Linked DNA regions of Homo sapiens: region 2 is linked to region 1. A link is a loop called in an ENCODE intact Hi-C map of the cell type or tissue named here. Cell type or tissue: ascending aorta. All regions are shown on one strand. Links, peaks and the distances in the headings refer to the core of each region. The heading gives the core; the rest is flanking DNA.

Region 1 (16,508 bases), core at 2,993-10,992:
ATTCCCACTTCATTTGACAGTTGGGGAAAGGCCCATACTTTCCCAGAGTCTCAGGCAGGGGAAAGGACTCACCTGCAAATCAGCGATGGAACTGGGAAACAAAATCCACATCCACTGACTGTCAGCCCAGTACTCTCTTCCCCACAGCATCCAGCACTGATCTGCATCAGACAAGGGAGTCGCCATAGCTTTGGGTGGAGAGGAGGAAGGAGAAGCTGCTTTGGACTATGGAGCACTTGGGGTCAAAGACCTCAGAAAGAAGTCCTAGTTTTTGGAGATTGCTACCCCATTCCTGCCTGTTGCCTCAGCACAGTGCAAAAGATGCCTTTTCTAGAACTTTCCCATAAGCTTCCTGTCCCCTTTCCTTATCCTGAGAGAAAGTGTCTGGAGAATACTGGACACCTTGCATAATCACCTGCTATATTGGGGCCTCTTTCTAGTTTTGCCAGGCAGTGAGGAAAGGGATGAAGAGAGTGGGAACTGGCCTTTCTTCTCTTCCCTCCTCTCTGTCCAACACTCAGCCAGACTCTTCAGCACCTTCTCTGGACCCAGCACTGGGCAAGGCCTAGGGGACAGAGCCCATGGTCAGATGGGGGAAGAAGTGAGCAGCTAGGCTCCTTGAGAAAGTGACCTGTGGATTAAGACCTCAGAGATAAGTGGGACAGAGCTTGGTAGAAGCACCAGTGTGGGCAAAGGTCCTGAGTCTGAACAGAACATGGCATGTGAGGAATGAAGCAGCCTGGCCCTAGGTGAAGCTGAGAAAACCCTGCAGGCCCTTGTAAGCCATAGAGAAGGCTCCGAGACACAAGCTGAGCCATGGTCTACTAGTAAGAACAATAAACCAGACATTTACTCAAAGTTAACTATGTGCCATGCACAATTCTAAGACCTTTACATGTATTAATTTGAATCCTCATGGTATTCTTTTGAAATAAGGACATTTTGGGCCAGATGCAGTGGCTGACGCCTGTAATCTCAGCACTTTGGGGGGCCGAGGTGGGTGGATCATTTGAGGTCAGGAGTTTGAGACCAGCCTGACCAACATGGTGAAATCCAGTCTCTACTAAAAATACAAAAAAATTAGCCAGGCATGGTGGTGCATGCCTGTAGTCCCAATTACTTGGGAGGCTGAGGCAGAAGAATCACTTGAACGTGGGAGGCAGAGGTTGCAGTGAGCCAAGATTGTGCCACTGCACTCCAGCCTGGGCGACAGAGTGAGACTCTGTCTCAAAAAAAAAAAAAAAAATTAAATAAGGATTTTTTTAATCCGCATTTTACAGATGAGGTCAAAAGCAAAATATCTTAATCTAGTTTGCAAGACTTATTGGTTCTCTGCCTGCTCTGTGCTCTGGCAGCCCAGCTTGGTAGAGAAGTAGAAATTAATTGCCTTTATCCAGATAGCACTTCCATTTCACAAATGAGACAACTGATACTTGGAGGAGAGCAGGAGAGCAGCAGCGGAGAGAGAGCAGAACTAAGACCAGCCAGTCAAGGGAGACAGAGGGAGACGAGCATCAGCTCCCTGACAGGGAAGAGTTTTCCAACGGGGCTGTCCGAAGATGAAATGTCCCACCCAGGAAGGAGGGAGCTCTCCATAAGTGCATAAGGAGAGAATGCCCTCGAGATGACTACCAACTCCCATGGGTGTGGACCATCAGAATGAAACAGACCCACTGTGGGACTTCAGCACTCCACCCTTCTGAACCCTGTCTGTGAAATGGGGGTGTTCGTGGTGAGCTTGAGTATTACATGGAAGGTTGGATGGGCATGCTGTAAGGTCCCTGGAGTCTCCGACTCTGTTCCAAGGGTGAGTATTGGTTTTTCTCACCCTGGACACTGGGAGAAGAATGGAGGGCTGTGGCCATCTACTTACGAAAGAATAGGGAGTCACCAGGGTTGAAATGAGAGAGTTGAGATGACGGGAGGCATCGGAATCCCAGGGGATGAGCCTATATGAGCACATAGCAGCCACCCAGGAACAGTTAAATGTTTGGACTCTGGAGACAGACTGCCTGTATTCAAATCCCAACTCTACCACTTGTGGCCTCTGTGACCTTGGGAGGGTGATTTATCCTCTCTGCCTCTGTTTCCTCATCTGTAAGCTGGAGAGTAATAACAGCATGTACTCGGTGGGATTATTGTGAGGATTAAGCAAATTCTTTACACACGAAGCACTTAGCACCATGCCTGGTACTTAGTAAACATCAGCTGTTTTATCTCCATCGGTTCCAGGGAAGGAGGTTATGAGCCCCCAAATGAGCATCTCTGCCCCCAGTAAATGCTTTTCTGAATTCTCTCTCTTTGCCCCCAAGCCCATCACCCTGGTTCTGAGCCAGAGAGATGGAGAGCCCACACTCGCACTGCTAGGCCTGATAGCTTTCTCGATTCCCCAGCGGAGGTGTTATCTCCTCCCGGCACAACCGCTTCCTTTTCTGAGAAATGCAAGTGCATCTGTCAGGCACAGCTTCTTAGAACTAATGGTGGGGGAGGAGGTGGAGGAGGAGAGGCTGGCAGCTGAATTGAACAGGTCAGAGTTGGAGGAAGATAAACATGAAGTTTGTTGTGAGGATACCACCAAATATTCCCTATAGCCCAGATGGCTTGAGCCCTCTATGACACCCCCTGATCTCACCACTACTGCTAGGGAGGTCAAGGCAGGAGAAACTGAGGCTCAGAAGCCAAAAGGCTTGCTGTGGCACCCACCCATACCTGGGCCGGCTGGACTGAGGTGTTGACCCCAACACAGTCTTGCCACCCCTCTCTTTGCCCTGCCTCCACTGAGCTGCTTCTCCAAGTTGCCCACCTCCAGGCCTATGTTTCCGTGGGGGAGAGGAGAAAGGCCATGTTCTTCTCACATCTCGGGAGCCAACAGCTCCCCTGGGAAAACCAGAGGAAGTGGATTCCAACCACAAACCTCACTTCTTCCGAGTCTCCGCCTGCAACTCCCTGCCAAAAGAGTGATAAGGCCTCTCCGTTTGCCCTACCCCCTTCCTACCATCTCCCAGCGATCTTCTAGCAAGGCCATGTTTGTCTATTCAGCACACATTTATCAGCCTCTCCCTCAGGGAAACTGAGGCCAGGAGCATAAGGTGACTCTGCAGGTGACTCACAGCCTGCCAATGCAGGGATGTGAGAAGGACAGAACAAGGTACAGTTCTGGTGTCCCTGGCACTTTTCCTGGCTGCTAGTAGCCTCTTCCTCTTCTCCACCTACCTCTTTCCTGAAATAACCAAGCAGGAAGGAAGCAATGGGCCTGGGCCCTCCAGAGTCACCCAAGAGGAAGGAAGGGTTCGTCTGGCACAGGCATGCTTGTTCCTCACTGAAGCCAGGACGGAAGGGTTTCACTTTCCCTCCTGGTCTTCGTCACATCCTTTTCCTGTGGCACCAGTTCCCCTCAGCTGGCAGGAGCCAGTGCTTATTCATTCAGCTGATGGCCTCAGGCTACTTTACCCTCCTTGACAGACCCAGGGCCATGGCCCTGGCTCAGAATATGGGGTTTGCTGCCAAACATACTGGGGCTTAAAAATGGCTTCCCTTTTTTTTTTTTTTTTTTTGAGACGGGGTCTCATTCTGTCGCCCTGGCTGGAGTGCAGTGGTGCTGTCACAGCTCACTGCAGTTTCAACCTCCCAGCCTCAAGCAATTCTCCCACTTCAGTCTCCTGAGTAGCTGGGACTATAGGTGCATGCCAACACACTCAGCTAAATTTCTAAGATTTTTCTTATAGAGATGGGGGTCCCACCATATTGCCCTGGCTGGTCTCGAACTCCTGAGCTCAAACAGTCTGCCCACCTTGAACTCTCAAAGATGCTGGGATTACAGGTGTGAGCCATCACAGCTAGCTGCCACTTATCCACTTTAGCTAGGTCTCAGTATCTCTGAGCCTCAGGTTACCTGGACTTAGAATGAAGGCCTTCCTCAGCCACAGAAGTACATGGACCTGGCCCATGATTGTCCTTTAGAAACTGAGCAGAGTACTGCATCAACGTTAGGAGTAAAGGCACTGAACCAGATTGCTGGTGTAGGCATCCCAGTTAGGTCACCAGCTCACTACATGGCCTTGAGCAATTCACAGATCATCTGTGGGCCACATATCCATCAGCTATATGGGTTAATGGTAGTACCCACTGACAGAGTGTAGAGACAACTAATGAACTAATCTACAAAAAAACCAAGAAGAGTACCTTACAGAGTATGTGCTCAGGAAGTGTGCGCTGCTGCTGAAGTCACTAAGGAAGTCAGGTTTTCTGTGGGTAGAGATAGCAGGGTCTAAGATGGCAAGATTGGACATCAGAATGAGTGTGAATGAAGTACTATCTTGGATAGATTAAAAGAAAAAGAATGGTGTGAGGCCAGAACTCAGACAGATCCTACTCTTGCCACTTCCTAGATAGGGATCTTGGGTAAATTCTGGAGCCTCCATTTTCACATATGTAAAATGGGGCTATTGATAAATGTTATGAGGATCAAATGAAAGCATTCATTTGTTCTTCTAAAATAGATTTATTTAGAATGGCATCTGCTGTGTTCCAAGTATAGCACACCAGGTTCTAGAGATACAGGTGACAGAGCCACACACAGTCAAGTGGGGGAGACAGGACAAAAAATAATCTCTCAAGTGAATATGATGATTGTACATGTAATTGGGAAATATGGCCTAGTGTGCATAGACTGCTTTATAGCTCAGTGCCCAGCACAGGTGAAACACTGAAATGTTTGGTAATGGTCAGCTGTCATAATAATAGTTTTTTGTTTCTTTGCTTTTATCTTTTGTTTTTTTGAGACAGGGTCTCACTCTGTTGCCCAGGCTGGAGTACAGTGGCCCCAAACATGATTCAATGCAGCCCTGACCTCCCAGGCTCAAAGATCCTCCTCAGCATCCTGAGTTGCTGAGACCATAGATGCATACCACCACACCCAGCTAATTTTTTTTTTTTTTTTAATTTTTTTGTAGAGACAGGGTCCTCCTGTGTTGCCCAGGCTGGTCTCAGACTCCTGGGCTCAAGCAATCCTCCTGCCTCAGCTCCTAAAGTATTTTATTACTGTTAACAAGTAAGGGCTGGGTGCGGTGGCTCATGTCTTTAATCCTAGCACTTTGGGAGGCCAAGGAAGGTGGATCACCTGAGGTCAGGAGTTCCAGACCAGCCTGGCCAACATAGTGGAACCCCACCTCTACTAAAATTACAAAAAATTAGCCAGGTGTGGTGGCGGGTGCCTGTAATCCCAGGCAACTTGGGAGACTAAGGCAGAAGAATTGCTTGAACCTGGGAGGCTGAGGTTGCAGTGAGCCAAGATCATGCCACTGCACTCCAGCCTGGGCAACAGAGTGAGAGGCTATCTCAAAAAAAAAAAAAAAAAAAAAGCAAGGACACCATGGACCAGAGAGGTGAAGTAACCTGCTCAAAGTCACACTACTTGGAAGAAGTGGGAAGGGTGGGCACAGTTGCTCATGCCTATAATCCCAGTACTTTGGAAGACCAAGGTAGGAGGATGAGGCCAGGAGTTTGAAACCACCCTGGGCAATGTAGTGAGACTCCATCTCTCCAAAAATTTACAAGAAAAAAAAAAAGAAGGAAATGTGGGCAGTGAAGCCAGGATGGGAACTAAAAGATCAGATTCAAGTAGGGACTATACTTCAGCCTCTGGCTGGTCCTCTGGCACTTGGGCCCCTTTCCTCAGGGCATCATGCCAACCTTTTCACCTGACTTCTACAGGGTCACAGGCACCTACAAGGTGACCTGCATCGTTCAGTTGGCTGCCTCTGGGCAGAGATCTAGCTGAAGTCAGTCTGTGCCTGTCTGAGTAGGTCCTGGGCCAGACTTGGTCCCTGCCTGCACTGAGCCCCCAGACTGTTGGGGGAAACCAGGCACACAGAGGCCATCAACCCAGGAACACCCCTCCTCTCCCTCCCACCTCAGGGCCTTTGCACTTATTACCTCTGCTAAAACAGGCTTTTTTTTTTTTTTGAGACAGGGTTTTGCTCTTGTTGCCCAGACTGGAGTACAATAATGTGATCTTGGCTCACTGCAACCTCCATCTCCTGGGTTCAAGCAGTCCTCCTGCCTCAGCCTCCCAGGTAGCTGGGATTACAGATGCCTGCCACCACACCCAGCTAATTTTGTATTTTTGGTAGAGACAGGGTTTCACCATGTTGGTCAGGCTGGTCTTGAACTCCTGACCTCAGGTGATCTGCCTGCCTCGGCCTCCCAAAGTGCTGGGATTACAGGTATGAGTCATTGTGCCCGGCTCCCCCAGATATTCTCTGTCACCTCCCCAGGACTTAAAACCCTATCATCTCTAAAATTATCTTTTTTTTTTCTTGTTATCCTCTCTGCTTCCCAGTAAGACAGGGTTTCTCAACCTTTTTTTTTTATCATCCACCCCTGCAAGGAGTCTTTTTCAGATTTTTTTGTCCTAATTGCCCTCCCATGAAATTTGAATACCTCAGCTATACTATACTATATATAGTATATATAGATATAGATATGTATAATATATAATATATAGTATATGTAAAGTATATATATAGTATATACAGTACTATATATACTACATATTGTGTGTATATATATGGTATATATAGTATAGTATAGCTGAGGTATTCAAATTTCATGGGAGGGCAATACCTATATACTATATATACTATATACTCTATATCTCCTTATGTGCTGTGGCCCTGTGGAGAGCCACAAATCACTGTAATGTCTAAGAATGCTTCACTTCACGCCATTGGAGGTGATCTTACCACCATTGAGAATGGACTAGAACATAAGCTCCATGGAAGCCTTGCTCACGGCTGAGTCTCCAATGCCAGCCTCAGTGCATACCCCTGGTATAAACAGAAGTCCAAGGAGTCTGGGAACAGAAAGGAGACATTCATCCCAGAGGTTGGGGAGGGATGAGCAGGGAAGAGGGGACTCCAAAATGGAGTCCTATAGGCTTAGTAGGGGTTGGTTAACTGAGGAAGATATGGAGTGACCAGTTAAAGGACAGTGTTGGCAAAGGCACCAGGGCCTGAAGCACTCAGGAGTATGTAGTGTGGGGCCATTCCAAGTGGGTGGCCAGGACTGTTGAAGCCTCTTGAAGTATTGGAAGAAGGACCTTGAAAGTGATACTAGCCTGGGCATCTCCTAGGGGCCAAGTCAGGAGACCCAGTTTTCTAGTGTAGGCTCTACTACAAACCAGCAGTGGAAACGTAGAATGGGCAGGTGGGTTGGCCTTGCTGACTTCATGGGCCTACCTGGCTAGGAATCCATGACTCTCCTGTGGAGGTCATTAGCCATTGCCTGTCGCCAGTGGCCCTACAAACCCCCACATGGAAGTCAGCTACCCCACTTTCCTCTTAACTCAAGCAGAGGATGCAGACAGGCCCTTGGGCCTGGGTCTCCTAGAAACCTTTGTGACATCAGAGACCTCCCTACAACCCACTCTTAAACCTCATCCCCTGCCTACCATGCCAGCCTGGTTAAAACCAGTGGGAGCCACCCAAGGTGCAGTAGGGGCTTATCTCTGCTTTTCCAGACCAGGGCTGCTCTGCAATCCTGTTTATTTATCCAGAGCAGCCGCCTGCTGAGAAAATGGCTCTGTTTATTTCCAAGTGTGTCGTGTGAACCATGGGCTAAATATACCCACGCCACCGCCTCTCCAGCACCCGCCCTGGAACAGCACGCCCCATTTTGCTCATGCTGTCTCCGCAAAAGCAATCCTTAGAATCCACACCCCTTGGAAATACTACTCCCCTTCCCCAGGAAAAGAAGCTGAAATGGAAATGAAGGTTGTCATGACCAGGAACACATGAGTGGAAGCTGGGGCAGGTGAAATGAGAATGTTTCTATGGCACTGAAATGAGAATGTTCCCTCCACCCAGGAATGACTGTTTCTGGACAGTGAATGCTTTGTGCCCTTGTGGGGACAGCGCCTGTTTACTCCAACCCAGCCCCAGAGCTGAAAATTTCCTGTGGCTGCCAGCCGTCTACTTCAGGAAAGTTCCCATCAAGGGAGCCAGGCCTCTCCCATTTTGGCTGCAACCCCAGTGTCCCTGGTTTCTTGAGAGACATTTGGCCTCTTGGGATAACCAGGGCCTTCTCCTATGCTCTTCATAGTGTGGAACTCTCCCCCATCACAGATAAGCCTATTTTGTGACTCCACCTGGGTGTACTTGGGAGCAACAAAATCAAACCTCCTGTAAGAATATTTTTGTCTGCCAAGACCCGCAGAGGCTAGCTAGGATGGAGAGGGAGACAGGGAAGCATAGCCACGGCCCTAGTGCCCTCCTTTCCCCAGATCCTCCACCTCAACCCTGCTCCCACATTCCTTCTCCTGGAAATCCATCCTTTCAGCACTACTGACAGGACAGGTCCCTCCAGCCTCCAACTTCAGGGAAGTGTCCTGACATAGCAGCCCTCCCTTTGAAGCTAGGCAGTCTTGCAGTTTGATCCCGACTCTGCTATCTGTTTGCTGAGTGTTCCCTGCTTTAAATATCAGGCATCTTATTTGTGAAATGTGGCTCAAATCTACATCTCAGGATTCTGATGAAGATGAAATGGGATACCAATGCCTGACATGTAGTAGACATGCAATACATTTGTTAACTCATGTATTCTCATGTATTTACAGAGCAAGACACTGTTCTGAGCACTGGGTGTATAGGAACGAGACAGGACCTCTGCCCTCATCAAGACACATCTAGTATAGGCCGAGGGCAGTGGCTCACGCCTATAATCCCAGCACTTTGGGGCTGAAGAGGGCAGATCACTTGAGGTCAGGAGTTTGAGACCAGCCTGGTTAACATGGTGAAACCCCATCTCTACTAAAAATACAAAAATTAGCTAGGCGTGGTGGCAGGCGCTACTCGGGGGGCTGAGGCAGGAGAATGGCTTGAACCCGGGAGGCGGAGGTTGCAGTGAGCCAAGATTGCACCACTGCACTCCAGCCTAGGTGACAGAGCAAGTCTTCGTCTAAAAAAAAAAAAAGACACATCTAGTATGGAAGACACATCACAACAAAAACAAAGTACAGAATCTAGTTATGAGAAGTACAGCTTAATGGGGGAAAAATGTGGTGAGGTGGTGAGGCCGGGCATGGTGGCTCACGCCTGTAATCTCAGCACTTGGGAGGCTGAGGCAGAAGGATCCCTTGAGCCCAGGAGTTTGAGACCAGCCTAGGCAACAAAGTGAGACCCTGTCTCTACAAAAAATTTAGAAATATTAGCCAGGCATGGTGGTGTGTGCCTGTAGTGTGGCAGCTACTCAGGAGGCTGGGGCAGGAGGATCATCTGAGCCCAGGAGGTCAAGGCTGCAGTGAGCCATGATTGCGCCACTACAGTCTAACCTGAGTAACAGAGTGAGACACTGTCACAAAAATTTAAAAATTAAAAAATAAAGCACTGAGAAGAAAAGCTGGCATGGTGGTCATTCTGTGTAGTGTAGTTCCTGTAATCAGGAGGCTGAGGCAGGAAGATTGCTTGAGTCCAGGAGTTCAAAGTCAGTCTGGGCACATCTTTTAAAAACAAGAAAAAAAAAATGGTGGCTGGGCATGGTGGCTCATGCCTGTAATCCCAGCACTTTGGGAGGCCGAGGTGAGCAGATCACCTGAGGTCAGGAGTTTGAAACCAGCCTGACCCAACGTGGAGAAACCCCGTCTCTACTAAAAATACAAAATTAGCCAGGTGTGGTGGCACGCGCCTGTAATCCCAGCTACTTGGGAGGCTGAGGCAGGAGAATCGCTTGAACCTGGGAGGCGGAGGTTGCAGTGAGCTGAGATCGCGCCATTGTACTCCAGCCTGGGCAACAAGGGTAAAACTCTGTCTCCAAAAAAAAAAAAAAAAAGGCCAGATATGGTGGCTCGTGCCTGTAATCCCAGCACTTTGGGAGGCCGTGGGCGGATCACTTGAGGTCAGGAGTTTGAGACCAGCCTGGCCAATATGGCAAAACCTTATCTCTACTAAAAATATAAAAATTAGCTGGGCATGGTGGCACATGTCTGTAATCCCAGCTACTCAGGAGAATCGCTTGTACCCAGGAAGCAAAGGTTGCTGTGAGCCCAGTTTGTGCCACTGCACTCCAGCCTGGGGGACAGAATAAAACTGTGTCTCAAAAAAAAAAAAAACTGAGAAGAAAAATCAAGGAAGGTAAGGGGACAGGCAGAGAGAGACGGGGGTGGTGTACTGTTTTAGACAAGGCAGTCAGGGAAGGCCTCCCCTAGGAGGTGACATTTGAGGGGAGTCATGGTTGTGAAATGAGGGAGTGAGGCAGGCGACGACCTGGGGTCAGGTGCTCCAGGCAAGCAGGAACAGCAGACTCCTGCGGCAGGAGACGTTGGAGGAACAGCAAGGAGGCCAGTGGGACTGGAGTGAAGTTCAGGGGACAGGGGTGGGGAGGAGGCCAGAAAGTGTTGGAGCCAGATCCCACTAGACCTTGCTGGCCAGAGTAAGGAGTGGGGACTTTATTTCAGGTGTGATGGAAGCCCTGGGAAGGTTGAGAACTTGGAGTGACTGAATGGAGTGTGCTTCTGCAAGGGCTGAGATTCATGGGTCACTGCTCTCTACTGCCTTAATGTTGAGGATTCCTTCAGTCAAATTAGCAGCTCAGTGCACATGGCATTTTGCTAGGTACCAGGGATACAAAAATAAATGATGCTGCCCTTCTAAGTGCAGGAGAATGCTGCTGGAGGGCTTCCAGTGTTCTTAGAAAGCTCTGTGTGGAGCATGGACTGAGGGGGTTGTCAAGACTGGAAGTGGGCCACGGCAGGGGTCACAAGTGAGCAAATTGATAGGTGAGACCTGAGGCCAACTGGAGATGGCATGCCTGTCTTGAGGGAGCAGCCACTCGGCCATTTGGGACTGGTTGGAAATGTAGGCCCAGTGTGGCAGAGGTCTTGGTAGAGAGGCAAGAACCAGCCAGTAACTCATTCATTTTACACACACACACACACACACACACACACACGGTACTATGGTACTTCCTTTTTTTTTTTTGAACGGAGTCTCTGTCACCCAGACTGGAGTGCTGTGGTGCGATTTCTGCTCACTGCAACCTCCGTCTCCCGGGTTCAAACAATTCTCGTGCCTCAGCCTCCTGAGTAACTGGGATTACAGGTGCGTGCCACCACACCCGGCTAATTTTTGTATTTTTAGTAGAGACAGGGTTTCACCATGTTGGCCAGGCTGGTCTCGAACTCCTGACCTCAGGCAATCCACCCACCTCAGCCTCCCAAAGTGCTGGGATTATAGGCATGAGCCACCGCACCCAGCCTGGAACTTACTTCTTTCTTACATATTTCTAGGTGCCAGATGCCAGTTTTAGATTCTGGCTCCACCACTGACACAGCTGGGTGACCTTGATCCAGTCCCTGGACCCTCAGAGGCACAGCTTCTTGGCCTGTAAATGGGGAGAGACAGCCTGCATTGCAGAATTGTTGGGAGGATTAAAGGACAAATTGGGTACTACGCTTACTCATAAAAGTTATGTTCTAAGCGTCCTTCTCCCTGCCCCACAGGCTGCTGCACCCTGGGCTGGGTAATTTAGCCCACAGCTCCTCCTTCCCCCTGTCATGTGCTTCCCTTCTGACTTAGATTCAGGGCAGAGGGCTGTTGATCACAACCTCCTGGGCCCAGAGTCACACCCCCTGCAGTGGAGGATGTCCGGGACAAGGCCTCACAGACCCCGTGATGGAGGCCTGTCAGTCCTGCATCATTGTTACCCTCTCTCCTCTGCCCTGCTCTTCTTGTCACCAACCTGCCCACCAGAGGCTCCCTCCAGAGGGAGGAGCCTCTGGCTGAAGTCCCAGGACCCATTCTACCCCTGAATTGGCCTCAAATGACCCTGGGGATTTAGCCCTGGGCTTCCTTATCCCTCCCTCTGGTGCAGCAGTAGAAAATCTGAGGCCTAGTGGCTCCACACTCCACACTACCCTCAGACTCAACTCTAGGCTCCTTGCGGCTTCCAGGCCACGTATGGTCTGGCTCTTGCTCACCCCTGCACCATCATCTCCCCCATGCCCTCCTCTCCTGCACTCTGCTCCAGCCACCTGGCTTCCATCAGTTCCCTGACCCTGCCCATCTCGTTCCCACCTTGGATTCTGGAGTAAGTGCTACTTCTTGACTTACCTCAGACAGGGCACTTTCCTCCTCTCTACCTGTTTCTCAGCAGTAACATGGTTTGATTATCACCAATGGAGGGTCAAGAAAGAGGACCACCCTTAGCCCTTTACCTGGCCCAGAGTGGGCACAGATGGCTACAGTTTTTCACATCACCAAGGCCATAGCATGCAGATGGCCCCTTTCCCCACCCACCTACATCACTCTCTGAGGACTAAAACTGCACCTTCCTTCTCTCTCCCTGCAGGATACTTTTGTGGAACTCTATGGGAACAATGCAGCAGCCGAGAGCCGAAAGGGCCAGGAACGCTTCAACCGCTGGTTCCTGACGGGCATGACTGTGGCCGGCGTGGTTCTGCTGGGCTCACTCTTCAGTCGGAAATGACCAGACACTGACCATCCACTCTACCCTCCCACCCCCTTCTCTGCTCCACCACATCCTCCGTCCAGCCGCCATTGCCACCAGGAGAACCACTACATGCAGCCCATGCCCACCTGCCCATCACAGGGTTGGGCCCAGATCTGGTCCCTTGCAGCTAGTTTTCTAGAATTTATCACACTTCTGTGAGACCCCCACACCTCAGTTCCCTTGGCCTCAGAATTCACAAAATTTCCACAAAATCTGTCCAAAGGAGGCTGGCAGGTATGGAAGGGTTTGTGGCTGGGGGCAGGAGGGCCCTACCTGATTGGTGCAACCCTTACCCCTTAGCCTCCCTGAAAATGTTTTTCTGCCAGGGAGCTTGAAAGTTTTCAGAACCTCTTCCCCAGAAAGGAGACTAGATTGCCTTTGTTTTGATGTTTGTGGCCTCAGAATTGATCATTTTCCCCCCACTCTCCCCACACTAACCTGGGTTCCCTTTCCTTCCATCCCTACCCCCTAAGAGCCATTTAGGGGCCACTTTTGACTAGGGATTCAGGCTGCTTGGGATAAAGATGCAAGGACCAGGACTCCCTCCTCACCTCTGGACTGGCTAGAGTCCTCACTCCCAGTCCAAATGTCCTCCAGAAGCCTCTGGCTAGAGGCCAGCCCCACCCAGGAGGGAGGGGGCTATAGCTACAGGAAGCACCCCATGCCAAAGCTAGGGTGGCCCTTGCAGTTCAGCACCACCCTAGTCCCTTCCCCTCCCTGGCTCCCATGACCATACTGAGGGACCAACTGGGCCCAAGACAGATGCCCCAGAGCTGTTTATGGCCTCAGCTGCCTCACTTCCTACAAGAGCAGCCTGTGGCATCTTTGCCTTGGGCTGCTCCTCATGGTGGGTTCAGGGGACTCAGCCCTGAGGTGAAAGGGAGCTATCAGGAACAGCTATGGGAGCCCCAGGGTCTTCCCTACCTCAGGCAGGAAGGGCAGGAAGGAGAGCCTGCTGCATGGGGTGGGGTAGGGCTGACTAGAAGGGCCAGTCCTGCCTGGCCAGGCAGATCTGTGCCCCATGCCTGTCCAGCCTGGGCAGCCAGGCTGCCAAGGCCAGAGTGGCCTGGCCAGGAGCTCTTCAGGCCTCCCTCTCTCTTCTGCTCCACCCTTGGCCTGTCTCATCCCCAGGGGTCCCAGCCACCCCGGGCTCTCTGCTGTACATATTTGAGACTAGTTTTTATTCCTTGTGAAGATGATATACTATTTTTGTTAAGCGTGTCTGTATTTATGTGTGAGGAGCTGCTGGCTTGCAGTGCGCGTGCACGTGGAGAGCTGGTGCCCGGAGATTGGACGGCCTGATGCTCCCTCCCCTGCCCTGGTCCAGGGAAGCTGGCCGAGGGTCCTGGCTCCTGAGGGGCATCTGCCCCTCCCCCAACCCCCACCCCACACTTGTTCCAGCTCTTTGAAATAGTCTGTGTGAAGGTGAAAGTGCAGTTCAGTAATAAACTGTGTTTACTCAGTGAACAAAGAGCCTGGGCTCTTGTGTGCTCCGGGATGGGGAAAGGAGGGGCCGCTGGAGAGCTGGGTACTGGTCCTGGCTCTGCTGCCCTCAGGGGAGGGCCTTGGACAAGTCCTTCCTTCCTTCTGGGCCTGAATTTATCCACCTGTACGGTGACAGGGTTTTACTGGGTACATGCTGTGTGCTGGGCACTGGGGCTGCATGTGAACAGGACAGACACAGTCTCTGCCCTCAGGAGCTGACATTCTAGTGGGAGACACAGCCACTTGGCAAGTGTTTACTGAGCTCTGCTCTACACAGACATAGTCCTGGGCACTGGGGACTTCTTCAAACAAAACCTTTGCCTTTACAAGCATTCATTCTAGTGGAAGAGACAGACATAAGCACGGCTCTAGCTGCTGTAGGGTGTGGGGGAAAGGTGTGATGCCTTTCCTCACCCATCAGAAGGTTCTGTGACTGACATTCCTATAACAAAAGAAAAACAAAGTGGCAGTTCACACCCTGTAATCTCAATACTTTGCGGGTGGGGGATGGGTTGCTTAAGGTCAGGAGTTCAAGATCAGCCTGGGCAACAAAGTGAGACCCTGTCTCTACAAAAAAATTTTTAAATTAGCCAACCCAGCAAGGCCAGTCCAGATTCTTCTTGGCCTCTGTGTAGCATTCCTTCCTCTCCTGTACAGGAGACAAGACATAGGTCAGAGTATTTATTTGTTTTTTAAGAGGGTCTTGCCCCGTCACCCAGGCTGGAATGCAGTAGTGTGATAGATAACTGCAGCTTCAAATTCCTGGGCTCAAGTGATCCTCCTGCCTCAGTCTCTTGAGCAGCTGAAATTACATGTGAGTGCCACCAAGCCTGGCTAATTTTCAAATTTTTTTTTGTAGAGATGGGGATCTTGTTATGTTGCCCAGGCTGGTCTCGAACACCTAGCCTCCAGTGATCCCCATGCCCAGCCGAGAATTTGTGGCCAGCTTCTACACAGTAGAGCAGAGGAAGGTTACAGTAATATTTCTGTGTTTTAGCGGATCACGAGGTCAGGAGATCAAGACCATCCTGGCAAACACAGTGAAACCCCGTCTCTACTAAAAATACAAAAAAAAATTAGCCGGGCGTGGTGGTGGGCGCCTGTAGTCCCAGCTACTCGGGAGGCTGAGGCAGGAGAATGGCGTGAACCCGGGAGGCGGAGCTTGCAGTGAGCCGAAATCGCGCCACTGCACTCCAGCCTGGGCGACAGAGCAAGACTCCGTCTCAAAAAAAAAAAATATATATATATATATGTGTGTGTGTGTATATATATATATATGTGTGTGTGTGTGTGTGTGTGTGTATGTGTGTGTATATATATGTGTATATATATGTGTATATATATGTATATATGTGTATATATATGTATATATATGTGTGTGTGTATATATATATATATATTTCTGTGTTTTATGAGTTGCTTTGGGGAGAGGAGTTCTAGTTTCTATGACCCACCTTGGGGAAGAGGAATGAATGCTAGTTTCTGTTACTTGCTTCAGGGGAGAAAGAGAAATGGGAGACAGCAAGGCAGGAGAAAGTCAGAGATCTTGTTTCTGAGGCCTTTCAGCCTCCTTTAGTTCAAAGTATTCGGTATGCCAAAGTGCCATACTTTGGGGTATTGTTTTCTAAGCCCCAGTAAGGGCAAAGGAGGAAAAAGCAACGACCATGAGGAAGCGGTTTGGTCTTCTACCAAGACATGAAGGACTTAGTAGAGAAGGAGGTAAGAAGGGGTCAGACTTCAGATTTTTAAGGCACATCCCACAGGATTTCAGATGGAGTAGAGATAGCTTCAGAGAGACTCAAGGATGACAGATTTTTAGAATAGTGATGCCATTATAGATACAAAAATGAAGTGCATGTTTGAAGCCAGTGCAACCCAAGAGACTCATAGTAAGTGCGATCTGAGCTCGTCTGGGAATCAGGAGTCAGGGAGGGCTCCCTGGAGGAATTGACATGAGAGCCAGGGCCTGAAGAGTGCATCACGGTTAACTTAAAATTAAGTGGGGAGGCAGGAGAGTGGGCCTGGGGAAGAAGCAGTAAATGCACCAGATGAGCAGGCATTGTCTTCAGGCTGAAAAGCTGGTGTGTCCAGAGCTAAGAGAGAGGGCGCTGCTGGGTTTAAGATGATGACAGAGGGTGGGGTGAGAGGACTGAACTTGATCCTGAGGGCAGTGACAGCCAGAGAAAGGTGGTAAGTTAGGGAGTGATACAGCCCGAGAGCCCCCAAAACTCTGGCTGATGGGTGGAGAAGGTTCCGGAGGGGAAGCAGAGTGGAAACAAGGAGATCAGTGAGGAAGCCATGGTTTCATGAATGCTCCGGTTTTGAGGATGGACAGCCAGATTTGTGTCCCGGGTCGTCATTTCTCGAGCCGTGGCTTCCAGTGAGTGAGTTACCTACTCTCTCTGTGCCCCAGCTTTCCCCTCTACAAAATGGGTGTGATGGGCAATTGAATGAGATAACCTAGAAGCAGTGGAGGAGGACTGGATGTTGAGGGTGACCGCGGGGATGGACTCGGCATT
Region 2 (16,508 bases), core at 2,726-10,725, 140 kb before region 1:
CCCCCTGAAGGCCAGGGGCTAAACACATCCCCAGCACAGAGTGGACTTGCCCATCAGTGTCTGATGAGTAAATAACTGATTAACCAGAAGGCTCCAGACTGGAGTTTGTTACCTCCCTATGCTGGACCTTGCTGGCATCTCCTTGTTATTATTGTGGTTATCAATACCAGTCATTTATTGAGTGCCCACCAACGGCCAGGCCAGACTATGCCAAAGATCCAGCTCCCTGGATCCTCAGAAGGGACTGTAGGGGCCAATGTTACACCATTTTAAAGGTGTGGAAACTGATGCTCACAGAGGGAAGTGGCTTGTCCCCACAGTCACTCAGCTAGTGAATGGCTTCAAACTACCCACATTCAAATCCAGAGCCACCTCCCAATGAGACCAAAATCCAGCCTGGGACAACTTCAGGGGCATTAGTGCTACTTTTGTTATAATTATTATTCCCAAATAATTACTCTTATTGAACTCTTTCTAAAATGGACCAGGCCCTGGGGTAAGCAGCTTCATGAGTATCCTTCCTTCGAGTCTTACAACTCCCTACCATGCAGTGATTAGGAGATCTGTCAATGAAGCGCTGCGACCAGTAACTGTGAGCTTGGAACAATGTCTTCACCTGTTTCCTCATCCGTAAGGAGAGCATCTGCCTCCCAGGAGGTAGATAAAGCATTACAACAGTGAGTGTGAGCATAGCGAGTGCTGTATAAATGTCAGCTCTTTAATCCCCATTTCACAGATGTGACAGGAAAACTGAGTCACAGGGCAAAGTCATAGAGTTGGGATTGGACCCATCTAACCCAAGGCTCTGCTCATAACTGCTCTGCCCCATTGCCTCCCTCTCACAGCATGGCTGCGAGCATTTAGCCAGCACACATGTAAAGAGTGCCCAATGGCACAGTACCTACAGCACTGTGGGGGCCTGATAATGTCGTGGACACCCCAGGTAGAGGGTTCATCTGTTCCCGCCAGCTCCCCTGCAGTGCCTCCCACTGGGATGAGAGTCTGGCCTGGTTCCGAATCTACGGGACTGCCTGCTCCAGCCAGCTGCTCCCTGGGAGTCCCCAAGCTTCTCAGCACTCCCTTGGAGGCACAGGGGTGGGGCACGGGGAAACTTCCTCCACCCACCTAGGGGCTGCCAGAGCCCCTGCCCACCCTCAAGAAGGGGCTTCCCCGCCCTGCACCAGCTGTGCAGACACCCTCTTTGCCTCTACAGGGGCAGGACAGGAAGTGGGGCAATGCCAAGACCAATTAAACCCGCCAGGGGAATTAAGGTCAGCAGGATGCAATTATGCCTGTTGGATTTAACAAGGCCAGAGGGAAGGTTTCTCCAGCCAGAGTTCACGGCTCCTTAGGCCTCTTGCCCTGTGTAGCTCTGCCTTCCAGGAGCCTAGGCTTCCAGGCTCACCTAGCTCTGGAAGAATGTGTTGGGGGTGAAGGGGTTAACTTCACCCAGGCACTGCTTCCTTGGCTCTGGAGAGGAAATCAGTTCAGCCAAGAGGCTTTAAAAGGACCTGTTCGGAGAAGTCATGCCCAGTCTGACCCTCTCCCTGCCCAGCTGTGATGGAAAATCCAAAGAGTTGAGCAACAACCTTTCTGACTCCAAAGAGAGCAGCCAACTCCCCTCACAGCCTTCCCTCTGCTCCTGTTTGAGAGCCACTCAAGGCTGCATTAGCACGTTGTTTTCTCTCGCCCTCTCCCACCTTGGACCCCTGAGCCCAGGGCCTTGGCAGGACCTCTCAGGCCTCTGGAAAAGCCCTAGGTAAGGTTGCTGTCCTTACAGCAGACCCTGTCCTTCCAGCCAAGCTAGTAAGCAGAGGTCTGTGGGCGTTCTGTGTGCAAATTGGACATAGGTTTCTCCGAAAACGCAATTGACACACTGTTCCATCCCACAGTTATAGAATTTTATTGCTAAGATTAATTACTGGGGGCTCTACTGTGACAAGGACTAAACTGGTCACTTTCAGGACACAGAGATGAAATTGGGGGAGAGCTATAGAATCACTGCATATTACATTTTAGGTGAAAAAAGACTATAAAAATCAACCATGCCTGTAATCCTAGCATGTTAAGAGGCCGAGGCTGGAGGATCACTTGAGCCCAGGAGTTCACGACCAGCCTGCGCAACATGGTGAGACCCCATCTCTGCAAAAAAATTTAAAAATTCGCCAGGCGTGGCAGTGCACACCTGTGGTCCCAAGCTACTCAGGAGGCTGAGGTAGAAGGATTGCTTGACACCAGGAGGTTGAGGCTGCAGTGAGCCATGATTGTGTCACTGCACTATGGCCTGGGTGACAGGGTGGGCCCCTGTCTCAATAAATAAATTAAATAAAAATCAGCCATAGAGCGGGATCCTTTTTGTTCAAAATATTTACAAAGAAGATGGCTGGAGGGATATAAATGGACATATTTACAGGCGTAGAAATAGAGATTATTTTTATTCTTTATTCATCTAGATTTTCCAACTTTTTTGGAAATGACTTGTAACTCTTAATCAGATCAATAAGTAATTCCAAATATATCAACGTGGACACAGATTTCTTCAGAGAGAAAATGGTAAGAGCTATAAAACACCATGAAAGGACTTCTTGGCTCAGGGCCTCAGAGAACTCGCAATTCAGCTACTGCAAGGCTTTCTCAGTAACTAAGCCCCAGAGTTGGTTTAAAATGAAGCCTCCTGGCTGGGCGAAGTGGCTCATGCCTGTAATCTCAGCACTTTCGGAGGACAAGGCAGGCGGATCACTTGAGATCAGGAGTTCAAGCCCAGCCTGGCCAACATGATGAAACACCATCTCTACTAAAAATATAAAAATTAGCCGGGCATGGTGGTGAGCACCTGTAATCCCAGCTACTCGGGAGGCTGAGGCATGAAAATCACTTGAACCCAGGAAGCAGAGGTTGCAGTGAGCCAAGCTTATGCCACTGCACTCCAGCCTGGGCAATAGAGCAAGACTAAGTCTCAAAAATAAAAATAAAATAAAAAATAAAATGGAGCTTCCTTGGAATGAGGCCCCAGAAATGTCTATAAACCAGCATTTCAGGTGATTTTTCATGCACATCCAAGTTCAAGAACCACCAAGTCAGAGAGCCAGCTCTCTAGAAAGCATCCTGAGAGCCTTGGAAGAGGGAACAGATTTGAGGCACTGTCCTGACAGTCACCCTGGTGCAGTCAGTGGAGAGCTTCCAGGATTCATATCCCTATAACCCAGGGCCACACTTCTCAACCCTGATGCACACTGAAAACACCTGGAGAGTTTCTACAACTCTTGAAGTCTGAGCCCCTCCTCAGCTCAGACCAATTAAGAACATTTGGAGTGGGGCCCAGAATGTTGGTATTTTTAAAAATCTCTCCAAAAGATTCTGATGTGTGGCAGGGTGAAGAGCCACTGATCTAAGGCTTTCCTAGGACAGGAACTTCATTTTCTTTTTTGTATGTTTCTTTTTTTTTTTTTTTTTTTGAGCCGGAGTCTTGCTCTTTTACCCAGGCTGGAGTACAGTCGTGCAATCTCTGCTCACTGCAACCTCCACCTCCTGGGTTCAAGTGATTCTTCTGCCTCAGCCTCCTGAGTAGCTGGGATTACAGTTGTACACTACCATGCTCAGCTAATTTTTTGCATTTTTAGTAGAAACAGGGTTTCACCATTTTGGCCAGGCTGCTCTCAAACTCCTGACCTCAAGCAATCCACCCACCTTGGCCTCCCTATAATCCCAAAGTGCTAGGATTATAGGCGTGAGCCACTGCGCCCAGCCAGAAACTTCAATTTCTGTTTCCCTTGAATGCCCTCCAACATAAGGTAGGAAAAATAGTACACACAGCAGGTATTCTTTCTGACGGTGTTGACTGGGTACCCCATCCCAATATCTGAGACCCTTGGAGTCCAGATGCCAGTGCAAAACAGATGCAGACTACATCACATTCAATTTCATATCCCAAGTACCTAGTACAATACGTGGTGCTGTTGTGGTTAGTAGTAATAGCCACTAACGTTCATTGTGTATTTACAATGTGTCAGACAGAGATATTAACTCTTTTAATCTTCAGAGCAACCTTATGAGGTAGATACTATAATCACTCCCATTTCCAAAAGGAAACTGAGGCACAGAGGAGTTTCAGAGGTAGTAAATGGCGGGCTGGAATTTAAATCCAAACTCTCTTGCTCCAGAGCCCTCACATTTAATTACTACTCCGTACCACAAAGCAATGCCCATTGAAAAATAAATTCATAAGTGAGTGAAGAATCAGTTTGGTTGCCCTAGGGCCTGACATTCAGTAGGTGCTCTGTAAATGTGGAAGAATAAATGCACCTACTTGGTAGGACCCTGGAACAATGGGAAACCAAGAGCAGCCCCTCCTTCATTCCTCCTCTCCCATTCCAGCCCAACTTCTGCAGCATAAACAGCAAAGCCAAAAATAGCGATCTAATGACGTCAGACGAACAAGGTCATCTGAAAATTGCCCACAGCCACTGGACACCTCCCTATAGGATCAAGTAGCAGGAGGGTACCCCAGGCTGGTGCAGCTGTTCCAAGAACAGGAAACGTCCCGGGAGCAGACTTGGAAGCACCATCACATAAAGGCAGAAGCAGTAGGGGGAAACCACAGACATACCAAACAGTAGAAGCAAGACCAAGTGTGGAGTATAGACCTAGAAGATAAGAGTAATTCGACTTTATCTGCACTAGAAGTCACTCCCATCACCCGATCCCAGGAAATGGCTCGAGGAGCAGAGAATGCATGTTCTGTCCTCTTACACAGGACAGCTTCCCAGCCTGCCATTGCGCTATTTATAAAACTTCAGGTCCGTTTGCTAAACTGGGCTACCATAAGAACCAGGGGGTGCATGGCAAGCTCTGAGCAGCTGCTGGGGGAAGAAGACCCTGCCTGAGATGGTGAGGGGCCTCCAAATAAAGGATGAGGGGTGGGCTAGGCAAGGCACCTCCTGGCTGCAATCCACTTGGCACGGTGACCACCTTGGCTATCATTCAGGCCTGCTGAGGCTTGTGACTTAACTGACTGGCAGCTGCCACATCCCTGACGGGATCCAGCATGGTCCGAGATGCCCGCTGTGCTGACAGGGTGAAAGCAAGGAGAGGACCTGCCTCCCAGTGTCTGAGAAGCTTAGCTGGAGGTTCCCACAGCAAGGTCAAGAGTTCAGTGAGGGCTCCAGCTCAAATCCAGAAAAAGCCAGGCCCTATCCTCCTGGAGCTGGCTCTGGTCAAGGGATGCAAGTTGCTGCGGTAGAAAGGACACTGGAGGGCAGATGGACGTGGGTCCAAATTCTGACTCTGCCATTTATTAGCAGCATGACTTTGGATGAGTAACTTAAACTCTGAGCCTCGGTTTCCTCATCTGTCATATGACTTGTTGGAAGAACATATGGAAAAGCATTCTTCCCTCCGTCTTCATTCTGGGAATGGAGTCTTGGCTAAGGAGATAAAACATCCACTCAACAAGCTCAGCAGCTCTCCCGTGTCTAACTCAGTCAGACTGTACAAAGGTGACCCCTCAAGGGGCTGTGGAAGGGAGGAAGATGTTCTCACCCTGAGACAGGCTCTTGACTGGCTGGGCACTAAGGTCACAGGAGAGTGGCTGCTGGCTCCTTGGCCCATGGGTACCTGCATTAGGAGACCTGTTGTCTGTCAGGATTTGCAGGTCCCTCTCCTGGCACAGTGGTCCTCACACTTAGGCACGCATCACTGTCCCCTGGAGTGCTTGTTAAAATATACGTTGCTGGGCCCCACCCTCAGCGTGCCTGACTCAGTAGGTCTAGTGTGGGAATAAAGAATTTGCATTTCTAGTCCCTGATGATGCTGTTGCTGCTGGGCCACAGACCACACTCTGAGGACCACTGTCTTAGAGAATAAAAGTCCCACAGGCCAAGATGCTTAGGCCTCTGAGTAGCTCACAAGAGTAGCGTTGTGGTGTATGTGGGGAAACACAGAACACTGAGACCCAGTCATCAGTACAGCAAATGTTCCAAGGAGAGAGAGATGCACAAAAAGTGAAGCTCTGGCCTGGCGCGGTGGCTCACGCCTGTAATCCCAGCACTTTGGGAGCTTGAGACCAACCTGGCCGACATGGTGAAACCCTGTCTCTACTAAAAATACAAAAAAAATTAGCCGGGCCTGGTGGCAGGCACCTGTAATCCCAGCTACCCGGGAAGCTGAGGCAGGAGAATTGCTTGAACCCAAGAGATGGAGGGTGCAGTGAGCCGAGATGACACCACTGCACTCCAGCCTGGGCGACAGAGCGAGACTCTATCTCAAAAAAAAAAAAAAGTGAAGTGGTTTCATGAAGGGGAGGCGCACTGGCAACCCCTCCCAGCTCCTGAGTGACTGTGTGCTCTGTGTTGCTTCCCCCATTCGTTTTCTATTGCTGCAGTAACAAACTACCAAGAGAGAAAAAGCCTCTCTTGCTTGAACAAACTCCCATGAACCTCCTCCCCTGCAGAGATGTCTCCCTGCTTCTTTTGGCCAGCTGTTAACTAGAAGCTGCTGACCCTATCCTGTCAGGTTGTTAGCTGTGGGAAAATAGCAAAGGCCTCTGGCAATCCTTGGTGACACAGCCACTGACAACACTGAATATGTGACTCAAGCACGGCCACTCTGAGTCACACTGGCTAGCTGGGTGGGTAACAGTCACCATTGCTGCCCACAGTGCCTTTGGGGCATGGTAAGGCGGGAGAGAAATTCCCCTCCACTGTGCTAGAGGAAGGGTCCTTTCTAGCAAGATCATTCTAACTTCTATGAGGAGACTGAGACCCAGAGAATATAAACAACATGTTCAAAGTCACAAAGCGAGAGCAGCTCTCCCAGTTCCCAATCTAGGGTTTATTCCATGAAATAATTCTGTATTTCTCTTGAACCCTGTGCCAGTTATCCAAAAATAACCCAGGTCTCCTTGTCCATGAACACGTAAAAACTGAATCGCAACGGAGAGAAACAGAAAAAGAACAAGGTAAAGTCCATTTTATGGTGACATCCTTAAACTGCCTCCAACAATAGAAGGATTACTTCCAAAATAATCTCAATCTTGGGGGGGAAATCATATCTTGGATGGGAAGGACTTCTTTGTGGCAGTCTGCAAGAATTCACTGAACATTCTATGCAGTCTTTAACCAGTTCCAAGGTCAAGAAAAACATCAGAAAATATGTGTGCGTGTCAAGGGGACAGAATTATTCAGGGATTAGTCCCCTGGAGTGATCTGGGCTAGATTTCCGTTTCCAGAACAACCCTTGGAAAGTCCTCAACAAGATAGAACACTGGTCTCCAACATACTTCGTTGAAGTCCACATGGAAACCCAGGGACAGGAGAGCTTGCTCTCTTGCAGGGATTGAACAACTGGCTATAGAAGACATATAAATATAAAAGTAGGGCTGGTTTGGCTTAAAAAACTGCCTAGAAAAAAATCTAAAAATATTTAAGCTGAAAGGAGCCTTATTAATTGTTCCAGCTCAATCTTATTTGACGGATGTGGAAATTGAAGCCCCCAAAAGAGGAATAACTTGTTAAAGGTTACCCATCATTTCTCTAACCGGAGTGAGATTATAATCCCACCCTTCTTCCCAAAAGACACATCACAGCCCCAGGTAGAGTCTTTGTTTTGTTTTGTTTTGCTTTGTTTTGTTTTTCTAGATGGAGTCTTGCTCTGTCGCCCAGGCTGGAGTGCAGTGGCATGATCTTGGCTCACTGCAACCTCCGCCTCCCAGGTTCAAGCGATTCTCCTGCCGCAGCCTCCTGAGTAGCTGGGATTACAGGCGCCTGTCACCACGCTTGGCTAATTTTTGTATTTTTAGTATAGACAGGGTTTCACAATGTTGGTCAGGCTGGTCTCAAACTCCTGACTTTGTGATCCACCTGCCTCGGCCTCCCAAAGTGCTGGGATTACAGGCGTGAGCCACCGCACCCAACCTCCTGGTAGAGTTAAGAAAGACTAAGAGCTTTCTCCTTTCAAATCTGATCTAAAGTAGAGACAACAAATCTACTTGAAAATGTGGCATCCCAAGACTTTAAAGAACATAACTAGAATTATCTCCAGAAAGGCTTTGTTAAATGCCAATGAACGTTGTCTCTGGACATGGGTGTTAGTAATGTTGACATCATATCAGCCAAAAAGAGCTTTCCATTCAGCAAATGTGCAAGCCAGGATAATGTCATTAACTATGCTTTTGGGAAGGGCTTCTATTCACTTTCAAGCTTATATTTTAATTACAAACATAGACTGGTAAGTGGTTTGAGAACCACCATTTAAAGTTTAGAGACAGCAGACACCAGGACTCCACAATGGCATCAGTCATACCAATGAAGAAGAAACTCATTCATGGATGTCATATTAGTAGAGCTGCCAAGCTGGATACTGATTTTACCACCAAAGGCATTGTTGAAGCGTTTCAAAGAGGTTACCACAGATACTATTAAATACAACAAGCATGACAACATGAAAAAAGGGAGTGTCACCAGGGTTTCCATGGTGCTGGCAGCTTACGTGCCTTTTGGCCACTGCCTTTCTTATAAGGAGCTCAAACATAAGAACCACCGAAGAGGGGCCAGTGTGGAGAGCACACTCCGCACTCTTGACCATAACCTCCTTGGCCCAGAATCCCTCCATGAGGAATGTGATCATTGCTGAATCTTTTTATCCAAATGAAAATAAACCTCCAAATAAAAGATGACTAGTAAACAATAATAATAATAAAGTTTAGAGACAAACATGATGTGTTAGGGGGAAGCAAATGCAGACAATTCTGTCCTGCAAATAGAGCTAAGAAAAATCCTTTGTAAAATAAGCACTTTCAATGTGGAGAAGCAAACTCAGAACAATGGAATAGCATCCTGCTGTTAAAATTGGTATTTACAAAGTATGCAATAATACAGGAAAAATGAGTTACTATTATGCTAAATGAAAAATAATACCAGCTGGGTGCTGTGGCTCACGCCTGTAATCCCAGCACTTTGGGAGGCCGAGGCGGGTGGATCACGATGTCAGGAGTTCAAGACCAGCCTGACCAACATGGTAAAACCTCATCTGCACTAAAAACACAAAAATTAGCCAGGCGTGGTGGTGCGTGCCTGTAATCTCAGCTACTCAGGAGGCTGAGGCAGGAGAATTGTTTGAACCCGGAAGGCGGAGGTTGCAGTGAGCTGAGATCATGCCACTGCACTCCAGCCTGGGCAACAGAGGGAAACTCCGTCTCAAAAAAGAAAGAAAAAGAAAAGAATACTATATATATACATATACATATATATATATACATACACACACACACACACACACACATATATATATATATAGAGAGAGAGAGAGAGAAAAGCTCTACTATGTATAAAACCAAAGTTTTACAAAAGAAAAAAAAAAACCCCACTCATCTGTGTCACAGAGTGTCCCTGAGTATGGTGATAGAGGTGCGTCAGTGCAAGGCTACAGCCTTCTCCTCTCTCTTCACCACTAAGCAAGCTTAAATAAGGCTGCCCCAGACTGCTTTTCACATTACAAGTTATGACCACTGACTAGTATCTTGACCCACTGGAAATGTCTCCCACCCTTGCTCCTGAAAGAAGACCTGAGACCATCAGTGCCCAAACAAGCTGGGCAATAGCACTTGGATGCAACTCTTCATGCATTCACACACCTGCAATGTTCTGGGACACCAGTCCCATGCTATGTGGGTCTCTTCAGATCTGACAGCCCAAGTTTCTATTTCCTCTCTGACCAATAATGCTTTAAAAAAAAAAAAAAAAAAAGGTGGGGGAAGGGCATTTGATGCCATCAGACCAGGTTTAGTCTGTTGAAATCATTCTTTCATGATAAAACCTAGTACTTGCTTAGGCCTTTCCCCTGACCCTCCTGGTCTGAGTGAAATGTCAGCATTTGTGAAGCTGTTTCAGGAAGCTGATACTTTCAGCACATAGAGCCATGGTTTGGCCTGAGCCCAGACTCTTATTCATTTACGAGGAGAATAGCAAAAATCATCAAACATTTCCAATGTCAGCAACCTTTACTACAGCTTTAGAAAATAGAGTAGGTGTGCAAGAAGACAGGGAAACAAGTAAAAAGCATGCTTTTGTCCCCAGGCTTTTTTGTAGCAACTACACTGGCTTCAGCTGGATAACAAATTGTCCTGGAATTCTTGGCTTTGGAGCAAACATGTCAGCTCCCTGGTTACGCCTTCGTCATTGCCCAAAGTACCACACACTTTAACCTTCCTGCTCTTTCCATAGGCCTGGGTTTGTCCCGTATCCAGGAAACTTTATATGTTGTCTAAACTGAGCATCCCAGCAGGCTACGAGGCAGATGGCAGCTCAGGATTCAGAATGTTGACCAATTCCTACCTGGATCCACACCACCAAGCTGTAACTCAGCCTGCCTCTGCAGAAATAGGAGCCCAGCCACGTGGCTAACAGCTTTTTTAACTGCTGCTCTCAGCAATGAGGAACTTCCCCAGCAGACAAGATTCAGTAAGACGGCCTTCATCGAGAGAAATGAAAAGGAAGCAATATCAAGATTGATCCAACAGGATATACAGGTTCAACCAAACACTCAAGACAATACGCAAGCCCCCAAAGCTCAATTAAGCCAGGAGGAGATGAGGACCAGGTGCTGCTACCTTGCCCTCTAGTCCTTGGGACCTCAGGTCACAAACCCAGGACATCATGCAGGTCTGCCTCCATGTCACTAGATTGTCATAAGAGGCTTCATACTTGTCAGGAAGGAAGCCAGGACATGCCTGAGGTGGCACCTGAACTACATCTTTAAAATGCACAACATGTATGAAAAAACCAAGGTACAGAGTGTAAAGTATGATGCTATTTGTGTAAAAAAATAAGAGAAGGAGGGTAGGTAGGAGTATGTATAGGAAGAAACAGTCTCTGCAAGGGAACTTAAGAAACTGGCAGCACTATCTCTGGGGAGGGGAGCTGAGCAGTTGGGAAGAAAAGGCAGGAGGAAGACTCTACGTTTGTATCTTTTCAATTCAGAACTATGTGAATGTATAACCTTTTAAAGAACAAATTAAAATTTTTAAAAATGCATAATGCTACTACTATCTTATTTCTTTTAAAAAAAATGCTCTATGTGTGTGCTCAGAGAAAACATTCTGGAAGAATCCTATTGCGAACCATGGGTTACACTGGGACGTGGGAGTAGGGGAAGGAAGGAGACTTTCGTGTTTTATTTCATACAGTTAGTAGCATTTTACTTGTTTCCAAAAGGCAGTACTACTTTTGCAAATTTTACTTTAAAAAAAAAAAAAAAAACCTTTACAAACTGCAACCTCACTTTCAAAAACAATCCCTAAACTCCCACAGCACTCTGTCTCACATTACTGAATCACATCCCATCTTGTGTTACGATTATTCGTGTCCAGGTCTCATCTCTGTTAAATGCTGGAGCAACTGCAACTTTGTTCTGTCTACCATGCTGGCTCCACTTCCCAGGGACAAGACTCTAGAAAAAAGACCTGGTAAGGAATAAAACAATCAAAATGGTAACCAAGCAATTACACAGGACAAAACAATCAACCAAAGCTAAGAGTGAGCAGTAATCTTATACATATATTAATTAGTACAAGAATATCGCTGGGCGTTGTGGCTCACGCCTGTAATCCCAGCACTTTGGGAGGCCGAGTCAGGCAGATCACCTGAGATCGGGAGTTCAAGACCAGCCTGACCAACATGGAGAAACCCCCTCTCTACTAAAAATACAAAATTAGCCAGGTGCATGCCTGTAATCCCAGCTACTCGGGAGGCTGAGGCAGAATTGCTTGAACCTGCAAGGCAGAGGTTGCAGTGAGCTGACAACACGCCACTGCACTCCAGCCTGGGTGACAACAGCAAAACCCCGTTTCAAAAAAAAAAAAATATCAGCAATAGGAAATCATGGCCAAGTTAAAAATGCACTGAAAACAAAGCAGCATGCTTCCCAGATTTCCCAGAATTCCCAGGAATTCTGACAATCTGCATGTGTGTATGTGCTAGGAGCTTTGCAAAATAGCCAAGCAAAGGCCAGGCATGGTGGCTCACACTTGTAATCCCAGCACTTTGGGAGGCTGAGGTGGGCAGATCCCTTGAGGTCAGGAGCTCGAGACCAGCCTGGACAAAATGGCGAAATCCCGTCTCTACTAAAAATACAAAAATTAGCTTGGTGTGGTGGCATGTGCCTGTAATCCCAGCTACTCAGGAGGCTGAGGCAGGAGAATCGCTTGGAGGCAGAGGTTGCAGTGAGCCAAGACAGTGCCACTGCAGTCCAGCCTGGGTGACAGAGCGAGATCTCCCAAAAAAAAAAAAAAAAAAAGGCGAGCAAAAAGTAGCAGCTAAATTCTTAAAATTCAGTAAATTCTTATCTCAGGATATGTTCTTTATTTAGGAAAATTCCTGAGTGACCTGAGTGTGGAAAGATGATGCTCCTATTAGCACATGGCCTGAAGGGATGAATAAAATAATTTTTCTGTAAAATGCAAGCAGAAAGTTTGAGTTTCTGGGAAAAATGGGAGAGTGTGCTAGAAAAATGAAGGTGATGTGCGGTGGTCCAGAAAAAGAGGGCTCAGTACTAGGCAAGAGACCATGTGGTGGAGGAAAAGATTGCCCCTGGGAAACTGAGAAATTTTGGGAAGCAAGAGGCACTGAATGTTGACATCTCAGTGTTAAGCTACTTTCTCTAAAGTAATGTAACTCCTCTTTGTGGCCTCTAACAGACTGTCACTTATTACCACTGACATGAGTTTGCACAGGGGATTATCCAGAATGGAGCAAATGGGGCAGAAGGATCCCTCACATCCATAATTCTCAGTAACACTCCCAAAACCCTCAATCTGAGGGCCGGATTTATTCCCCTGCCTGAAACAACAACGAACAAAACCAGACAAGGTATATGAAAAAATGATTCCAGATGGAAATACATGAATGATAGTGATAGAGGAGAAATGCTGATACCAGTAGAGAGAAAATCTACAAAGAACAGACACAGAGATCAAGAGATAAGCAGAAGTGGAAAAAAACAAGAGGAAATCAGAAAAAAAATGAATGCTGCTGTGAACCCACAAGAAATAAAAGGACTAGGGTAGAACTGGATTTCTCACAGTACAAGGGATGGACCCTGTCTCTGTTTGGGGCTGACACCTGGGTGCCCTCTATAAGAAAGAAAGGTGCCCACCTTTCTTTCACTCTCCAAATCCAATCTGTTAGGAAGTCTTGTTAGTTACAACTTTAAAACACATTCAGAACCCAACCACTTCTCCTCTCTGCCACTGCTACCACCCTAACCCAAGTCACTGTCAGCTCTCACCTGCACAACAGCCGAGAACCTCCTCGCCTTCCCAATTACAATTTCACATGCCCCCGACTCCCAACCCATCTATTCACATAGCAGTCAGCACGTCTGTCACCTTACACAAGAGCTTAAATTATTTGCTTACTGTCTCTCTCTCCTACTAAAATGTTAGCTCCATGAAGGCAAGGTCTTTTTTTTTGTTCATTGACGTATTCCCAGAGACTAGAACAGTGCTAAGGTATACACAGTCATCCCTCAGTATCCGTGGAGAATTGGTTCCAGGACACCCCTTCATTCTCCACTCTTCACGCATCAGTTTATGGGGGTTCAGGAGGACCAGGATCTGCAAATCATACTGTGAGAAACACCATCTTGCTTTGTCAATTAATGCTGGGACTACAATGACTTGTACATAAGAGATTCATATATGCTCACTGAATAAAAAAATGAATATAAAATAAGTTTCAGGTCATATATGGTACCTAGGACTAGCCTGGGCAGAATCCAGATGCTTTTGTATCTCCTAGCACACGCAATGAATGATAGAGTTGATACTCAAAAATGATGTGAATTCTAAAAGAAAATATATTGTTTAACATGGACCTAAGCCAATTCTGTGCCAGCCACAATAAACAAGAGATGGCTATGGCAATTCTTGTCTTCAAGGAACTTACATATCTGTATCTCTATTAATTTGTGAACAAGTTCAAGTAACTCAGATATAGTATAACTGCTCTACTCGAGATGTATACAAGAAACATTTACGAGTCACAGCCAGGCGCGGTGGCTCATGCCTGTAATCCCAGCACTTTAGGAGGCCGAGGCGGACGGATCACGAAGTCAGGAGATCGAGACCATCCTGGCTAACACAGTGAAACCCCATCTCTACTAAAAACACAAAAAATTAGCTGGGTGTGGTCACGGGCACCTGTAGTCCCAGCTACTCGGGAGGCTGAGGCAGGAGAATGGCGTGAACCTGAGTGGCGGAGCTTGCAGTGAGCCAAGATCACGCCACTGCACTCCAGCCTGGGCGACAGAGTGAAACTCCGTCTCAAAAAAAGAGAAACATTTGGGAGTCACAAAGAAGGAAGTGACCATCTTTACTGAGGAGGTCAGAGGTCAAGGAAAGATTTCTAAAAAAGATTTAACTTAGGCCGGGCGCGGTGGCTAACACCTGTAATCCCAGCACTTTGGGAGGCCAAGGTGGGTGGATCACTTGAGGTCAGGAGTTGGAGATCAGCCTGGCTAACATGGTGAAACCCCATCTCTACTAAAAATAGAAAAATTAGCCAGGCATGGTGGCACACACCTGTAATCCCAGCTACTTGGGAGGCTGAGGCAGAATCGTTTGAACCCAGGAGGCGGGAGGCTGCAGTGAGCAGAGATTGTGCCACTGCTCTCCAGCCTAGGTGACAGAGCGAGACTCCATCTCAAAAAAAAAATTTAACTTGAGCTGAGTCTTTAGGGAAGAAGGTACAGTCTGTGTGAAGGCATAACATACATGATTAAGTGGTTACTGAGAGAGAGTTAACAGAATATGGAGATATTCTGACATAAGACAGAAAAAAATTACAAAGTACTGTCCTGGGCCGGGCATGGTGGCTCACGCCTGTAATCCCAGCACTTTGGGAGGCCGAGGCGGGTGGATCACAAGGTCAGGAGATCGAGACCATCCTGGCTAACACGGTGAAACCCTGTCTCTACTTAAAATACAAAAAAAATAATTAGCCGGGAATGATGGCGGGCGCCTGTAATCCCAGCTACTCGGGAGGCTGAGGCAGGAGAATGGCGTGAACCCAGGAGGCAGAGCTTACAGTGAGAAGAGATCGCACCACTGCACTCCAGCCTGGGCGACAGAGCGAGACTCCATCTCAAAAAAAAAAAGTTCCTGGACCCACCTCTCAAACTACCCATTTCCCAATAAGATGTGACCTCCAAAGGGGCTTAACAGATTTAAAAACATCAAATAACACAATCAGGGAGGGAAAGACAAAACGTATTTATTCCAGGCCAGGTCTTAAAATGCACACTGCACGGTTCCCTGTTGTTATCAGCACCAGTAAGGAAAGAACGTGCCTTAACGGCAGCCCCACCCAGAGCCTGCTGCGTGGCTGCTGTGAGGCTCCCCATGAATCCACGCAGTCTTCTTCCTCACTGGTGCAGTTGGTGAGGTTTTCTACCCTCACAGCAAAGGGATCCTTAACTATAAATTCACGGTATGCAGAGAAGAGGACAGAATCTGATTTACTGATTGTTCCTCATTTAAACCATGACTTAATCTCTATCTTAGGATTTAACTATCTTTATTTTCTGGTTAAAATTTTTAAAAAAAGTGGGGAGAGGGTGAGAGTCGTAAGGGGCAATAGCAATAGAGATTACACTGTGCTGACACAGAGACTAAATTCTAGTCAGAGTGAAGACCCATATAAAAGGCCGGCTGATGGTTTAAAGGAAGTAACTACATGGAGTCTAATCGAGACATTCATGAGTTACATCTCATTATTAGCCTTAGTAATGTAAGAAAACAATTCTCAACAAAACTGGAGTCCACAGTTGTCAAGTATGCTTTCTCAGGCACGGGTAGGTAAAAGTCTGGAGAAATGGGTTCTCTCCATGCCCAATGACAAAGCAAGACGGTCCTAGGTTTGAGGTTAAGAGCAGGTCCCATTGCCGGGCGGTATCCGCAGCTCACAGCTGAGTTTAGCAGTGGAATCGAGTGGAGAATTTGGGAGATACAGGCACAGTCAGAGGCTGGTCACTTGACTTTATCTCCAGACCCTGGTACTTGCGTATTGGATTTGCCTTATGCACCTGCAAAGTAAGGAAAAGTTACCAGTGAGAGGGATGTCAGAGAACTACGCTTATAATTGCTTTTATTTTTTTCTTTTTGAGAAAATGTTTGTAGAGTTTTACAGGTCCCAGTCACTAGTTTCAGGTGTGGGGAGTGGGGCCTGGGGGGCAACACGGTATGATGGAAAAGTGTATGTGCTTTGGAGCCCAAAAGGGTTTCTATTCAGGTCTCTATTGGGTCCCCCAGCTTTCCTTTAGGCCACAGTCTCCTCAAGTCCCTCAGCTTTCACTAAAGAATGCCAAACCTATGTCCTGTGTGATTTACTAGGGTATAATAGGGCTGTACTCAAGTATAGCAGAGAAGTTACAAGCTAAGAATTTCCCAGAGTACAGTCTTAAGTTTACTGACTATAAATATTCACCAAAAGCCTGAATCCTGGGGAAAAAGCAAAAAC

The links. A loop is a pair of places that touch in the nucleus more often than their neighbours do. Peaks named below come from ENCODE experiments on the same cell type or tissue, not always from the same donor. Only the 100,000 strongest peaks of a DNase experiment are listed, where the experiment ranks them.
Region 2: a loop joins it to region 1, with 8 times the contacts of the local background. A loop is called at or near these places in 8 of 110 quality-filtered maps.

The regions. Positions count from the first base shown.
Region 1 is chr20:31,661,921-31,678,428 of GRCh38, reverse strand. BCL2L1 (BCL2 like 1) reads left to right here. Exons shown (of 3, transcript NM_138578.3): 3 at 12,343-13,971. The coding sequence ends at 12,480. BCL2L1-AS1 (BCL2L1 antisense RNA 1) reads right to left here and starts at 3,321. Exons shown (of 4, transcript NR_187576.1): 1 at 3,214-3,321; 2 at 73-161. LOC124904883 (a long non-coding RNA gene) reads right to left here and starts at 7,324. Exons shown (of 3, transcript XR_007067559.1): 1 at 7,239-7,324; 2 at 6,744-6,853; 3 at 4,182-4,245. RefSeq lists a cis regulatory region at 2,401-2,418 and enhancers at 2,338-2,482, 2,789-3,083, 3,416-3,465, 3,486-3,535, 1,350-4,694 and 4 more. In ascending aorta, for the core only: no CTCF peak of the experiment used is centred there; DNase peaks (open chromatin) are centred at 3,338, 7,588 and 7,988; H3K4me3 peaks cover 1,745 bases; H3K27ac peaks cover 8,000 bases.
Region 2 is chr20:31,800,536-31,817,043 of GRCh38, reverse strand. It overlaps TPX2 (TPX2 microtubule nucleation factor), which reads right to left. Exons shown (of 18, transcript NM_012112.5): 18 at 15,244-16,074. The coding sequence ends at 15,964. It also overlaps the pseudogene ATP5MFP7. Among named protein-coding and RNA genes, the nearest start is that of MYLK2, 11 kb to the left of the region's middle. RefSeq lists an enhancer at 558-1,360. In ascending aorta, for the core only: no CTCF peak of the experiment used is centred there; a DNase peak (open chromatin) is centred at 6,583; H3K27ac peaks cover 6,820 bases.